2 separate regions of the Homo sapiens genome follow, and region 2 is linked to region 1. Evidence: chromatin loops called from intact Hi-C (ENCODE). Cell type or tissue: Caco-2. All regions are shown on one strand. Links, peaks and the distances in the headings refer to the core of each region. The heading gives the core; the rest is flanking DNA. Region 1 overlaps LOC107984219 (a long non-coding RNA gene). Region 2 has its middle 140 kb from the start of EPC1.

Evidence for each region. Peaks named below come from ENCODE experiments on the same cell type or tissue, not always from the same donor. Only the 100,000 strongest peaks of a DNase experiment are listed, where the experiment ranks them.
Region 2: a loop joins it to region 1, with 9 times the contacts of the local background. A loop is called at or near these places in 1 of 110 quality-filtered maps.

The regions. Positions count from the first base shown.
Region 1 is chr10:31,960,092-31,967,031 of GRCh38, reverse strand. The region is part of intron 2 of LOC107984219 (a long non-coding RNA gene); the gene reads right to left. Among named protein-coding and RNA genes, the nearest start is that of ARHGAP12, 35 kb to the right of the region's middle. In Caco-2, for the core only: no CTCF peak of the experiment used is centred there; DNase peaks (open chromatin) are centred at 3,671 and 4,001.
Region 2 is chr10:32,207,592-32,214,531 of GRCh38, reverse strand. No RefSeq gene overlaps it. Among named protein-coding and RNA genes, the nearest start is that of EPC1, 140 kb to the left of the region's middle. RefSeq lists enhancers at 6,697-6,940, 6,737-6,940. In Caco-2, for the core only: CTCF peaks have their summits at 3,599 (motif pointing right) and 4,118; DNase peaks (open chromatin) are centred at 3,631 and 4,041.

The DNA.
Region 1 (6,940 bases), core at 1,169-6,168:
CACTTTGAGAGGCTGAGATGGGTGGATCACTTGAGTGCAGGAGTTTGAGACCGGTCTGGGCAACATGGTGAAACCCCGTCTCTACAAAAAATATAAAAATTATCCAGGTGTGGTGGTGCATGCTGGTAGTCTCAGCTACTCGGGAGGCTGAGGCAAGAGGATTGCTTAAGCCCATGAACATGAGGCTGCAGTGAGCTATGATTGGACTGCTGCACTCTAGCATAGGTGACAAAGCAAGACTGTAAAAAAAAAAAAAAATAAGTAGGAATGTGCAGAAAATGCAATTTGCAGAAAAATGGCTGGTTATCTTGATATTAACTGATTTCTGGAAAAAAAGAACCACTAATACTATGTAAAAAACACCCCCTTTGAAATGGTCTTCCATTCATTTTATTCAGCCTGTTATTTATCTACTTCAATTTTAAGAAAAACACCATCTGAAATCAAACTGGCACCAATATCCTAGTGATTAAAATGATTACATTTAAATTCCTTCAAATTGATTCCTTAAAAATTAATTCTTATTTTCTCATTTTCTTAACCATGCAGCATTAATTCTCAATAATCACCATAGGGACTCTTCTGGCTCTGCTGATGACAAGTTTTATGATCTTGGGCAAGTGGTTTATCTATTAGGGCCTCCATTTCTTCATCTGCAAAATGGAGATAATATGAATATGTACACCTAGATGTGTTGTCAGATTAGAAAGAATTACCACAAGTAAAGTGCTTAGAACAGCAACTCACACTCAGAAAACACCCAACGAATGCTAACGATAGTTATTTATTTATTTAGAGACAGGGGTCTCACTATGTTGCTCAAGCTGGACTTGAACTCCTGGGCTCAAGTGATCCTCAACCTCCTGAGTCGTGGGACTACAGGGATGCACCACCACACCCGGCTGACAGTTGTTATTCACATTTACCAATTTGCAACCAGTTTTTCACATCAGATAATCCATCCTTCTTCTTCCTTGCCATATATGATTTTTGGCTAATTAATTCCACTGAAATATACTAAGCAAAGTAAGCAAATTTCAAGATAAGATTATATAAAATATAATTGAGGAGACACAGCTGTCTCACTATTTTATTAATGCTAATATTCTTCTCTATAACTATGAATAGAAAAATAAAGAATTTTTTTTTTTTGAGATGGAGTCTCACTCTGTCTCCCAGGCTGGAGTGCAGTGGCACGATCTCAGCTCACTGCAAGCTCCGCCTCCCGGGTTCACGCCATTCTCCTGCCTCAGCCTCCCGAGTAGCTGGGGCTACAGATGCCCGCCACCACGCCTGGCTAATTTTTGTATTTTTAGTAGAGATGGGGTTTCATCATGTTAGCCAGGATGGTCTCGATCTCCTGACCTCGTGATCTGCCCACCTCGGCCTCCCAAAGTGCTGGGATTACAGGCGTGAGCCACCGTGCCTGGACAAGAATTCTTTTTAAAATGTTTCTAATTTTTAATTTTAATTTTTAGAGACAAGGTCTCACTCTGTCACCCAGGCTGGACAACATTGGTGCAATCCTAGCTCACTGCAGCCTCAAACTCCTGGGCCCAAGTGACCCTCCTACCTCAGCCTCCTGAGTAGCTAGGATTACAAGCACATGCTATCATGCACAGCTAATTAAAAAAAATGTTTTTTGCAGAGACGGGGTCTCACTATGTTGCCCAGGGGGATCTTGAACTCCTAGTCTCAAGTGATCCGCCTGTCTTGGCCTCTCAAAGTGTTGGGATTATAGGTGTGTACCATCATGCCCAGCCCAAGAATTCTTGAGAAAAGAACAACAGTGACTTTAATAAATTCTCAATATTTTTCCTCAAGTTAAAAATCAATTTTAAATTTATTTTTCAGGTACAATTTTTTTTCTATGTAAATCAAGTCAACAGGAATAATGATTACTTACATAGATAGCATTTACTCTCTGCCAGGCACTGTTCAAAACAAATTATTTAATCCTCAAACAACCCTATAAGATAGGTAATTTTATTATTTCTATTTTAAAGATGAGGAGCTGTGGCCAGAGAGGTTGCATAACTTGCTCAAGGACATTCAGCTAATAAGTGGTAAAATTTAGATAAGAGCCACAGTCTGGCTCCAGGGTCCATGTGCATAAGATTATATGATTGTAAAACAATAGCTAGATCAAAAACACAGACATTGGGCTAAAAGCTTTAATAAATTCTCAATATTATTCCTCAAGTTACAAATTCATCTTAAATGTATTTTTCAGGTACGATTTTTTTTTCTGTGTAAATCAAGTCAACAACAGGAATAACGAGTACTTACATAGATGACATTTACTCACTGCTTGGAGAGGAAATCCTGGATTTACTCTGTCGCCCAGGCTGGGGTGCAGTGGCGCAATCTCGGCTCACTGCAAACTCCGCCTACCAGGTTCAAGCAATTTCCCGCCTCAGCCTTCTGAGTATCCAGGATTACAGGCATCCGCCACCATACCTGGCTAATTTTTGTATTTTTAGTAGAGACAGGGTTTCACCCCGTTGCCCAGACTGGTCTCAAACTCCTGGGCTAAAGTGATCTGCCCGCCTTGGCCTCCCAAAGTGCTGGGATTATAGGCATGAGCCACCACACGTGGCCCAGCTCCAGAATTTCTGCTTGAGTCTTTTAAATTATCTCAATCTCTTTGTTAAATTAATCTGATAGAATTCTGAATCCCTTCTCTGGGTTACCTTGAATTTCTTTGAGTTTCCTCAAAACAGTTATTTTGAATTCTTTGTCTGGAAGGTCATATATCTGTTTCTCCAGGATTGGCCCCTGGTGTCTTATTTCATTCACTTGGTGAGGGCCTATTTTCCTGGATTGTCTTAATACTTTCAGATGTTTGTTTGTGTCTGGGCATTGCAGAATTAGGTATTTATTGCAGTCTTCACTGTCTGAGCTTGTTTGTACCCGTGCTTCTTGGGAAGGCTTTCCAGATAATTGAAAGAACTTGGGTGCTGTGATCTAAGCTGTATCTGCTTTAGGGACAATATAAGTTCAGTAACACTATGATTCTTGCAGACTTGTAGAGTTACTACCTGATGTTCTTGGATAAGATTTACCAGGCAGAGACTCTTGTTCTCTCCCTTTACTTTCTCCCAGACAAGCAGAGTGTCTCTCTATTCTGAGCCATCTGAAGCTTGGGGTGGACTAATACAAGCACCTCTGTGGCCATCAGGTATGACTGTGCTGGATTAGAGCTAAAGCCAGCACAGCACTGAGTCTTTCCTAAGGCCTGCTGTAACCATTCCGTGGCTATGGCCTATGTTCACTCACAGCCTGGGGCTCTACAATCAGCATGTGGGAAAGCCAGCCAGGCCTGTGTCTCTCCCTTCAGAGTGGCAAGTTCCCCCAGTCCCCAGGCAGGTCTAGATGCCATCCAGGAGCTAAGGAGTAGAGTCAAAAACCTCAGAAGTCTACCTGGTGTTCTACTGTATTGCAACTGAACTGACACTCAAACCACAAGATGCAGTCCTTCCCACTCTTCCCTCCCCTTTCCAATAGGAGAGGAGCCTCACCCCACGGCCAGTGCCACCACAGGCCCACAAGGAGTACTGCCAGACTACTGCTGATGTTCCCTTATGGTTCAAGGGCTCTTCAATCAGCATATGGTGAATGCTGCCTGGCCTGGGACTCACCCTTCAGACCAGTGAACTCCCGTCTGGCCCCAGGCAGGTCCAGAAATGCTGTCCAAGAGGCAAGTTCTGGAATCAGGGACTCCAAGAGCCTGCTTGTTGCTCTATCCCTCTGCGGCCAACCTGGTACCTAAGGTGCAAGACAAAGTCCTCTTTACTTTCCCCTCTGCTTCTCTAAAGCAGAAGGAGTCTCATCTCATAGCCATCACAGCTAGGAATGTGCTGAGGTTTACCTGAAGCTAGCAAGTCTCAGAGTCCCACCAAAGGCCCCTGACATACTGTTACAGTACATAGCTAGTGAGGCATGAGCAGAGCAGGAGAGGGCACTCCCCTGATAGGAATGTCAGGTGACTATCAGGTGTTGGGAGGCAGTTGTCACACTGTCTCTCTAAAATAGTAATTGGTCACAGCGAGCACCAGGGAAAGGCAGTCTCCCAATAGATAGAAACACTTGAAACTGGTGATCAGCAGATTCCCAATAAGATCTCAGGAGTTCAGTGGGTGGGCTCAAGCATGCATATTAAGAGGCAAAATATCAGAGATGAACTGGTATATGACTTTCCAGGGACATTCCACTAGTAAGGGAAGAATGTCTCAAGTGAGCATGTGTACAACTCCACTACACACTGCACATGCTCATTTCCCAAGTGCTTGCAGGCCACTGCACATGTGGACAGCCCACCCCAAGGGAAGAATAAGGGGAAAAGGAACGTAAGACCCCAAAAGTACACCAATGTATAAAACCCCAAGTCAAAAGGTCAAACTGTGTACTTGTCTTTCAAGTTGCCTGCTTGGCCCTCTTTCAAGTGTATTTCCTTCCTTTTGTTCCTGCTCTAAAGCTTTTTCATAAACTTTCACTCCTGCTCTAAAACTTGCCCCAGTCTCTCCTTCTGCCTTCTGCCCCTCAGTCAAATCCTTTCTTTTGGCCGGGTGTGGTGGTTCACGTCTGTAATCCCAGCACTTTGGGAGGCCAAGGCAGGTGGATCACCCGAGGTCAGGAGTTTGAGACCAGCCTGGCCAACATGGTGAAAGCCTGTCTCTATTAAAAATACAAAAATTAGCTAGGCATGGTGATGGGTGCCTGTAATCTCAGCTACTTGGGAGGCTGAGGCAGGAGAATCGCTTGAACCTGGGAGGCAGAGGTTGCAGGGAGCCAAGATCATGCCACTGCACTACAGCCTGGGTGACAGAGCAAAACTCTATCTAAAAAAAAAAAAAAAAAAAAAAAATTATAATTCTTTCTTCTGAGGAGGCAAGAACTGAGGCTGCTGCAGACCCATAAGGATTTGCCGCCAGTAACACGATTTGGTGCCATGACTGGGATACATTCTGCTACTAACATATTTTGGTGCCAATTGATTCTGATAACTTCCACTGCTCACATACTTTGATGCTGCATGACTCAGATACGTTCCCTTGTGGTAAGACATCTCTATGCCCTGCCTTCTCTGCCTGGAGGCATTCAACCTCCGTACACAATTTTCTTCTTCCTTTTTCTCTCGTGCTTACTAACCAAACCCCAGAACAATTCCTCTTGGCCATATGTGACTCTGTTCCCCTGGGCTGATTGCTCAGCTCACCCTGATTGGTGGCTCACAGGGGTGGGAAGTACCTTGAGGTTCACGCTGAGGCACTAATGGCTTTCCTGGACAAGGGGCTCACAAGAGTGGTAGGGCTAAAGCCTAAAACTGTACAATGTCAGGTTTCTTCTTCTTTTTCAGCTAAAATTTACTAAGAACCCTCACTGCCTATTCTTCTTTTTTTTATGTGTGTGTGTGTTTTGAAATGGCCTTGTGCACCTGCTGGACCATCTGCCTTGGGGGCAAGTCTGCCTCTTTGCTTTCACTTCACATGCCACATGACTTCTTAAACACACACTCCCTGTTATTTGTGTGCCCGTGGCTTTTACTGTGTTTGCATGGCAGCAAAGACACGAGCTCCCTTGCAGATATCCCGAGATTTATACTTGTTCTTACCCTACCAGCTTCCACGACTCTAACCCTTTCCCTGTCTGCTGGCACATGGCCAGGACAGACATTAATTGGAACTCCAGCTCTGCCAGCTCCTTGACTTACCACATGCTTTTTGTTCCTGTTATGTCCCAGGGCCAAGTTTTCCAGTGGGTTTTGAAGTAGTCTGTCCACCTGCATAGGGCCTCACTCTGACGCTTTAAGGATCCCACCTATTGGCTTTTTTGAGTTAGCACTCCACTGAGAGGAAAAGATATTCTTCCTTTGCCATTTGCAAGTTCTTACCCCAAGCCCCAAGTCCTCCGGAGATTACTACTTTACATCAAGAGGGCAAATAAATGGGGCCAGGCGCGGTGGCTCACACCTGTAATCCCAGCACTTTGGGAGGCTGAGGCTGGCAGATCACGAGGTCAGGAGTTCGGGACCAGCCTGGCCAACATGGTGAAACCCTGTCTCTACTAAAAATACAAAAATTAGCCATGTGTAGTGGTGCACACCTGTAATTCCAGCTATTTGGGAGGCTGAGGCAGAAGAACTGCTTGAACCCGGGAGGCGGAGGTTGCAGTGAGCCAAGATCACACCACTGCACTCCAGTCTGGGCGACAGAGCAAGACTCTGTCTCAAAACAAAACAAAACAAAAAACAAAACAGGAGGGCAAATAAATGTTAGGGCTGCTATTTTTGCAAGCATATGAAGGCTTTCCATGAGTATTCCTCTCACTTCCTCCTGTAGCTTCCATTCTCTAATTACTTCTACACCCTTCTCAACGTGCTTCAAGGTCATATTTAAAAGGGAGTCGGGAGGGAAGAACATGGGAAATGGGAATCTGAGAAAAGAGAAAATCACATTTTTTGCTAGAATGCTCCAAATGCGAGTCACTGTAAGGTCATGGAGACAAGGACATAGGTGAGCCAAAGGCTGCAGGGGCAAGAGCCCCATAGGACAGAGATGAAGGTTGGTCCCAGGCTAACAGATTACTGTTAGAACAGAGATGAAAGCAAGGTTAGGGTTACATGGCAAGATCGGTTATTCCAGAACCCCAAGGATGAACAGGGGGCCCACGGTTCACTCTAGTATCTCCTCTCTTCTCAAGTAGGTAATTGTGACAAGATGGAACCAAGGCTACTTGGTAGGACCGGTTCATTCTGGAACCCTAAGGACCACGTGGGATGCCTCATTCAGGATAATAGGAAAGTAGACGAAAAGCCTTCTTTTTCCTCTTTCCCTTTTTTTCTCCTCTGTTCTCTCTTCACAAACGGGTAATTGCATCTCCATACCAGAAGACACACCCCTTGGATGCATCCCCCAAACTGGGAAAAGTTTGATTCCCA
Region 2 (6,940 bases), core at 1,309-6,308, 250 kb before region 1:
TAATATCCTACCGGCTTCCTCATTAATTAATGAGTTGACTAAAATATTTGACATATGTTCTTTATATGTTTGCATTAAAGTATGATTTTACCTATATTAGCAGAGGTTCAAATGTTTGTTAAATAAATACAGAGTCACACAGATGAAAGCCCAGAGTGTGCACTTTAAAGACCTGCACAGGGGGCTGATGCTATTTTTGTGGATCCAGCCTGATACGGTTTGGCTGTGTCCCCACCTAAATCACATCTTGACTTCCCACATGTTGTGGGAGGGTCCCAGTGGGAGGTAACTGAATCACGGGGGCAGGTCTTTCCCATGCTGTTCTTGTGATAGTGAATAAGTCTCATGAGATCTGATGGTTTTAAAAAGGGGAGTTTCCCTGCACAAGCTCTCTTCTCTTGTCTGCTGCCACGTGAGACATGCCTTTCATCTTCTGACATGATTGCGAGGCCTCCCCAGCCACGTGGAACCATGAGTCCATTAAATCTCTCTCTTGTAAATTGCCCAGTCTTGTGTATGTCTTTATCAGCAGTGTGAGAATGGACTAATGCACAGTCCATGCTCCACCCACAAAGTCACTGTCCTGTTGTAAGGCTGCATCCATCCAGAAGACTAGCACTTTTTTCCTCATGCAAAGATGCTCTGCACACAGACAGGGCATGGTGGCTCACATCTGTAACCAGCACTTTGGGAGGCTGAGGCTTGTGGATCGTTTGAGCCCAGGAGTTTGAGACCAGCCTGGGCAAACATAGTGAAACTGCGTCTCTACCAAAAATACAAAAAGAAAAGAAAAGAAAAAAAAATAGCTGGGTGTGGTGGTGCACATCTGTAGTTCCAGCTACTTGGGAAGCTGAGGTGGGAGAATTGCTTGAACCCGGGAGACAGAGGCTGCAGTGAGCCGAGATCACACCACTGCACTCCAGCCTGGGCAACAGAGCAAGAACCTGTCTCAGAAAAAAAAAAAGATGTACTGCACACAATGTGCTTGTGTAGTTACTTTCCTCTAATTTACACAAAGGCACTTAGAGGCTAGTGGTAGCCCTAAATACCTCTGCCAAAGTAACAAATACATTTTAAAATTGTAAAACCCAACGAAGTATGTATTTCATGAAAACTAATGTAAATATATTATGGGTAACCTGGAAATATTTTCAGTCTCTGGAAAGAAATCTGTCAATACATAACCAGCTATAAAACTCTGTAATTTTAATTCAATGATTCTACTTTAGGGTATATTACCTCAAGAAGATAGATTCTCCCCTTTTCCTCCTCCAAAACCAGATATGTATACATAGCAGCACATTAATAACATCAAAAAATTCTGGTTAGGCCGGGTCCGGTGTCTCACACCTGTAATCCCAGACTTTGGGAGGCTGAGGTGGGCACATCACCTGAGATCGGGAGTTCGAGACCAGCCTGGCCAACATGGTGAAACCCCATCTCTACTAAAAATACAAAAATTAGTCAGGCATGGTGGTGGACCCCTGTAGTCCCAGCTACGTGGGAGGCCGAGGCAGGAGAATAGCTTGAACCTGGGAGGCAGAGGTTGCAGTGAGCCAAGAGTGTACCACTTCACTCCAGCCTGGGCAACAGAGTGAGACTCTGTCTCAAAAAAAAAAAAATTCTATCTGGGTATAGTGGTTCATGCCTTTAATCCCAGCACTTTGGAACACTGAGATGGGAGGATTGCTTGAACTCAGGAGTTCGAGACCAGCCTGGGCAACATGGTGAAACCTATTTTGTATATTACAAAATATACACAAATTAGCCGGGCATGGTGGCACATGCTTGTAGTCCTAGCTACTCAGGAGGCTGAGGTGGGAGGATGACTGTAGCATGAGACAGGGTGGAGGTTGTAGTGAGACAAGATCACACCATTGCACTCCAACCTGGGTGACAGAGGGAGATAGTGACTCAAAAAATAAATAAATAAAAATTAAAAAATTCAAAACACTATACATAGTCACACAATAGGCTATGTCAATACCTGAACTATTTCTATAAACTAATAGTATGTAAAAAAGGGCCAGATAAAAAACATCTAAACTGCTTGATGGCAGGATTGTGTATCGCAACCTCTGTAGCACCCAGCATGTGGCAGGTATGTTGCTCATTAAAAGTATGAAAACAGACTAAATTTGTATACTGTATTTACACTAATATAATATTGTAGCCTAGGCATGGTGGCTTATGCCTGCAATCCCAGCACTTTGGGAGGCTAAGGCGGGAGGATCACTTGAGGCCAGGAATTCGAGATCAACCTGGGCAACATAGTGAAACCCTGTCTCTACAAAAAAATTTAAAAATTAGCTGGGCATGGTGGAATGTGCCTGTAAGTCCCAGGTACTTGGGAAACTGAGACGGGAAGATCACTTGAGTCCAGAAGTTTGAGGCTGCAGGTGAGCCGTGATCATGCCACTGTACTACACTCGCCTGAATGACAGTGTAAGACCCTGTTTCCAAATATATATCTCAGCATTAGCATTTTTGGGTGCTATATATGTAACAATACTATATAAAACATATAGTATTGTTAAGTTATTAAGCATATATAAGTATCCAATTCCAATGAGGCTGGAAAAGACTAGAGCCATGTTGTAGAAGCTCTGGGTGCCAGGTTGTGGAGTTTAAACTTGACACTGGCACAAAGAGCTGCAGAATGTTTTTCAAGACAAGAAGCAACATGATGGGCTGGGTGCGGTGGCTCACGCCTGTAATCCCAGCACTTTGGGAGGCCGAGGCAGGCAGATCACTTGAGGTCAGGAGCTTGAGACCAGCCTGGCCAACATGGGGAAACCCCATCTCTACTAAAAATACAGAAAAGTTAGCCGGGCATGGTGGCAGGCGCCTGTAACCCCAGCTACTCGGGAGGCTCAGGCAGGAGAATCTCTTGAACCCAAGAGACGGAGGTTGCAGTGAGCCAAGGTCACACCACTACACTCCAGCCTGGTCAAAAGAGTGAGACTCTGTCTCCAAAAAAAAAGAAAAAAAAAAAAAAAAAAAAGAAGCAACATGATGAAACCAGTATCATAGGAAGTAGTTGAGATTATTTGGAGAAAAGTTAATGTGGGATAAAGATGTCTCCAGTACCCCGGTCTTGAAAGCTGGCAGAAGATTAGGAGTGAAAGATTCTTTGTTTATATATGGTAGAGGAGAGCCTGACTCTTAAGTGTAGGAAAAAGCCTGATATTCTTATTCTGTAAAGCTGGTTTAAAAATTTCTAATTAATTTGCTGTTACCCAGGGTGGAGTGCAGGGTGCAATCGTAGCTCACTGCAGCCTCCAATTCCTGGGCTCAAACAATCCTCCCACCTCAGCCTCCCAAGTAGCTGGGACCACAGGCACACACCACCCCCAACTGGCTAATTTTTTACTTTTTTATTTTTGTAGAGACAAGGTCTCACCATGTTGCCTAGGCTGGTCTCGAACTTCTGGCCTCAAGTGATTACTGCCTCAGCCTCCCAAAGTTCTGGGATTACAGACGTGAGCCACCATGCCGGCCTTTAATAGTCTTAATTTTCTGGAAAGTCCCAGCTGACCCGGTTCATCGTGAAGCTAGAAACACCCTGGATTTCCATGGGATTATCACTAGAGGGCAACCTAATCATATCCGCTCAAAGTGGTGTTCTCACATTAGCAGCAAGAGTGCGTTTGTGGCGTTTATTAAAAATGCAGGCTCTGGGGCTCCCCCTGAGACCTACAGAGTCAGAATTTGCATTTAAAAAAAATCCTCAGTGATTGGCTGGACTGCAACTCCTGGGCTTTAGCGATCCTCCAGCCTCAGCCTCCCCTGTAGCTGGAACTACATGTAGCGCCATGACGCCCAGCCGAAGTCACATCTTTAAGTAAGGTTCAGCTCTTGCAATCAGTCTGTCTGGGAAATCAAAGGGCATCAACCCCTCATAGCACGGTAGGAAAGGGAAGAAAGGGACGGAAGGAAGTGGCGCTGTCTATTATCTATGGGCAAGGCCTAGTGTTTTAACCAGACTGGATCTTGGTGGACAGGAGCCGCGCGTGGGAGTGACTCAGTGCATCTTTGCAGTTGTGCCTCCACATGAGGGCGCTGGCGAGTTTGGGGCAGTGGTCACTATAGGCTCCATTTCCACCTTTTATGCTGGTGGAATCCCACCAGCTCATATGGCATTTCCCTGGAGTCTTACTGCTCTCAAAGAGCAAGGCTGGGCTTGCCCTGGACCCAAGGAGATAGGATTGTGCAGAGGAAGTCTTCCGGGCTGGAAAAAGCACATTCCCAGAGCAGTAACCAGAACCTGGACCGTCTCTGGTTACAGTTCAACCACGTTCGAAAATCTAAAGCAACAGTTCTCAATTTACCAGCGCTTCAGAATGCCCTGGAGGGCTTGTTAAAACCTAGATTGCTGGGCAGCACCCACAGTGTGTCCGCTTCAGTAGGTCTGAGGCGGGACTGGAGAATTTGCATTGCTCCTGCTTCCCAGGTGATGCCGATGCTGCTGACTGGGGACCACACTTTGAGAAGCATTGCTTGAGGCCAGGAGTTTGAGGCTGCCGTGAGCTATGATTGTGCCACTCTACTCCAGCCTGGGTGACAGGGTAAGGTCTTGTTTCTTAAAAAATAAAATAAAAACCTATTGTAAATACCTAGGAATCCAACTTACAAGGGATGTGAAGGACCTCTTCAAGGAGAACTACAAACCACTGCTCAATGAAGTAAAAGAGGACACAAACAAATGGAAGAACATTCCATGCTCATGGATAGGAAGAATCAATATTGTGAAAACGGCCATAATGCCCAAGGTAATTTATAGATTCAATGCCATCTCCATCAAGCTACCAATTACTTTCTTCACAGAATTGGAAAAAACTACTTTAAAGTTCATGTGGAACCAAAAAAGAGCCCGCATTGCCAGGTCAATCCTAAGCCAAAAGAACAAAGCTGGAGGCATCACGCTACCTGACTTCAAACTATGCTAAAAGGTACAGTAACCAAAACAGCATGGTACTGGTACCAAAACAGAGATATAGACCAATGGAACAGAATAGAGCCCTCGGAAATAATACCACGCATCTACAACCATCTGATCTTTGACAAACCTGACAAAAACAAGAAACGAGGAAAGGATTCCCTATTTAATAAATGGTGCTGGGAAAACTGGCTAGCCATATGTAGAAAGCTGAAACTGGATCCCTTCTTTACACCTTATACAAAAATTAATTCAAGATGGATTAAAGACTTACATGTTAGACCTAAAACCATAAAAACCCTAGAAGAAAACCTAGGCAATACCATTCAGGACATAGGCATGGGCAAGGACTTCATGGCTAAAACATCAAAAGCAATGGCAACAAAAGCCAAAATTGACAAATGGGATCTAATTAAACTAAAGAGCTTCTGCACAGCAAAAGAAACTACCATCAGAGTGAACAGGCAACCTACAGAATGGGAGAAAATTTTTGCAATCTACCCATCTGACAAAGGGCTAATATCCAGAATCTACAAAGAACTTAAACAAATTTACAAGAAAAAAACAAACAACCCCATCAAAAAGTGGGTGAAGGATATGAACAGACACTTCTCAAAAGAAGACATTTATGCAGCCAACGGACACATGAAAAAATGCTCATCATCACTGGCCATCAGAGAAATGCAAATCAAAACCACAATGACATACCATCTCACACCAGTTAGAATGGTGATCATTAAAAAGTCAGGAAATGGCCAGGCGCGGTGGCTCATGCCTGTAATCCCAGCACTTTGGGAGGCCGAGGCGGGTGGTTCACGAGGTCAGGAGATTGAGACCATCCTGGCTAACATGGTGAAACCCGTCTCTACTAAAAAGTACAAAAAATTAGCCAAGCATGGTGGCAGGCATCTGTAATCCCAGCTACTCGGGAGGCTGAGGCAGGAGAATGGTGTGAACCCGGGAGGCGGAGCTTGCAGTGAGCCGAGATTGCGCCACTGCACTCCAGCCTGGGTGACAGAGCGAGTCTCTATCTCAAAAAAAAAAAAAAAAAAAAAAAAAGGCAGGAAACAACAGGTGCTGGAGAGGCTGTGGAGAAATAGGAACACTTTTACACTGTTGGTGGGACTGTAAACTAGTTCAACCATTGTGGAAGACAGTGTGATGATTCCTCAAGGATCTAGAACTAGAAATACCATTTGACCCAGCCATCCCATTACTGGGCGTATACCCAAAGGATCATAAATCATGCTGCTATAGCGATACATGCACACGTATGTTTGTTGCGGCACTATTCACAATAGCAAAGACTTGGAACCAACCCAAATATCTATCAGTGATAGACTGGATTAAGAAAATGTGGCACATATACACCATGGAATACTATGCAGCCATAAAAAAGGATGAGTTCATGTCCTTTGCAGGGACATGGATGAAGCTGGAAACCATCATTCTCAGCAAACTATCACAGGAACAGAAGACCAAGCACCGCATGTTCTCACTCATAGGTGGGAATTGAACAATGAGAACGAACACTTGGACATAGGGTGGGGAACATCACACACTGGGGCCTGTCGTGGGGTGGGGGGAGGGGGGAGGGATAGCATTAGGAGATATACCTATTGTAAATGATGAGTTGACAGGTGCAGCACACCAACATGGCACATGTATACATATGTGACAAACCTGCACGTTGTGAACATGTGCCCTAGAACTTAAAGTATAATAATAAAAATAAATAAATAAATAAATAAATAAATAAATAAATAAAAACCCATTGCAAACTGCCTAGAGAATTAAGTACAGATTAAAATACCACCTGCCCAAGCCCATTAGGATTTCAGTCTCCATTCAAGCAAACAGGCCTCCTACTTAAAAAACTGACCTGTTGCCTCTACCTCCATAACCCACCAGGTGGGGCTGCTGGGCTGCCACAAAGGAGGCTGGGGAAATTTCCACGCTGTCAGGGCACCCACAATGCTTTGAAGGGTGCCAAGAGCACCT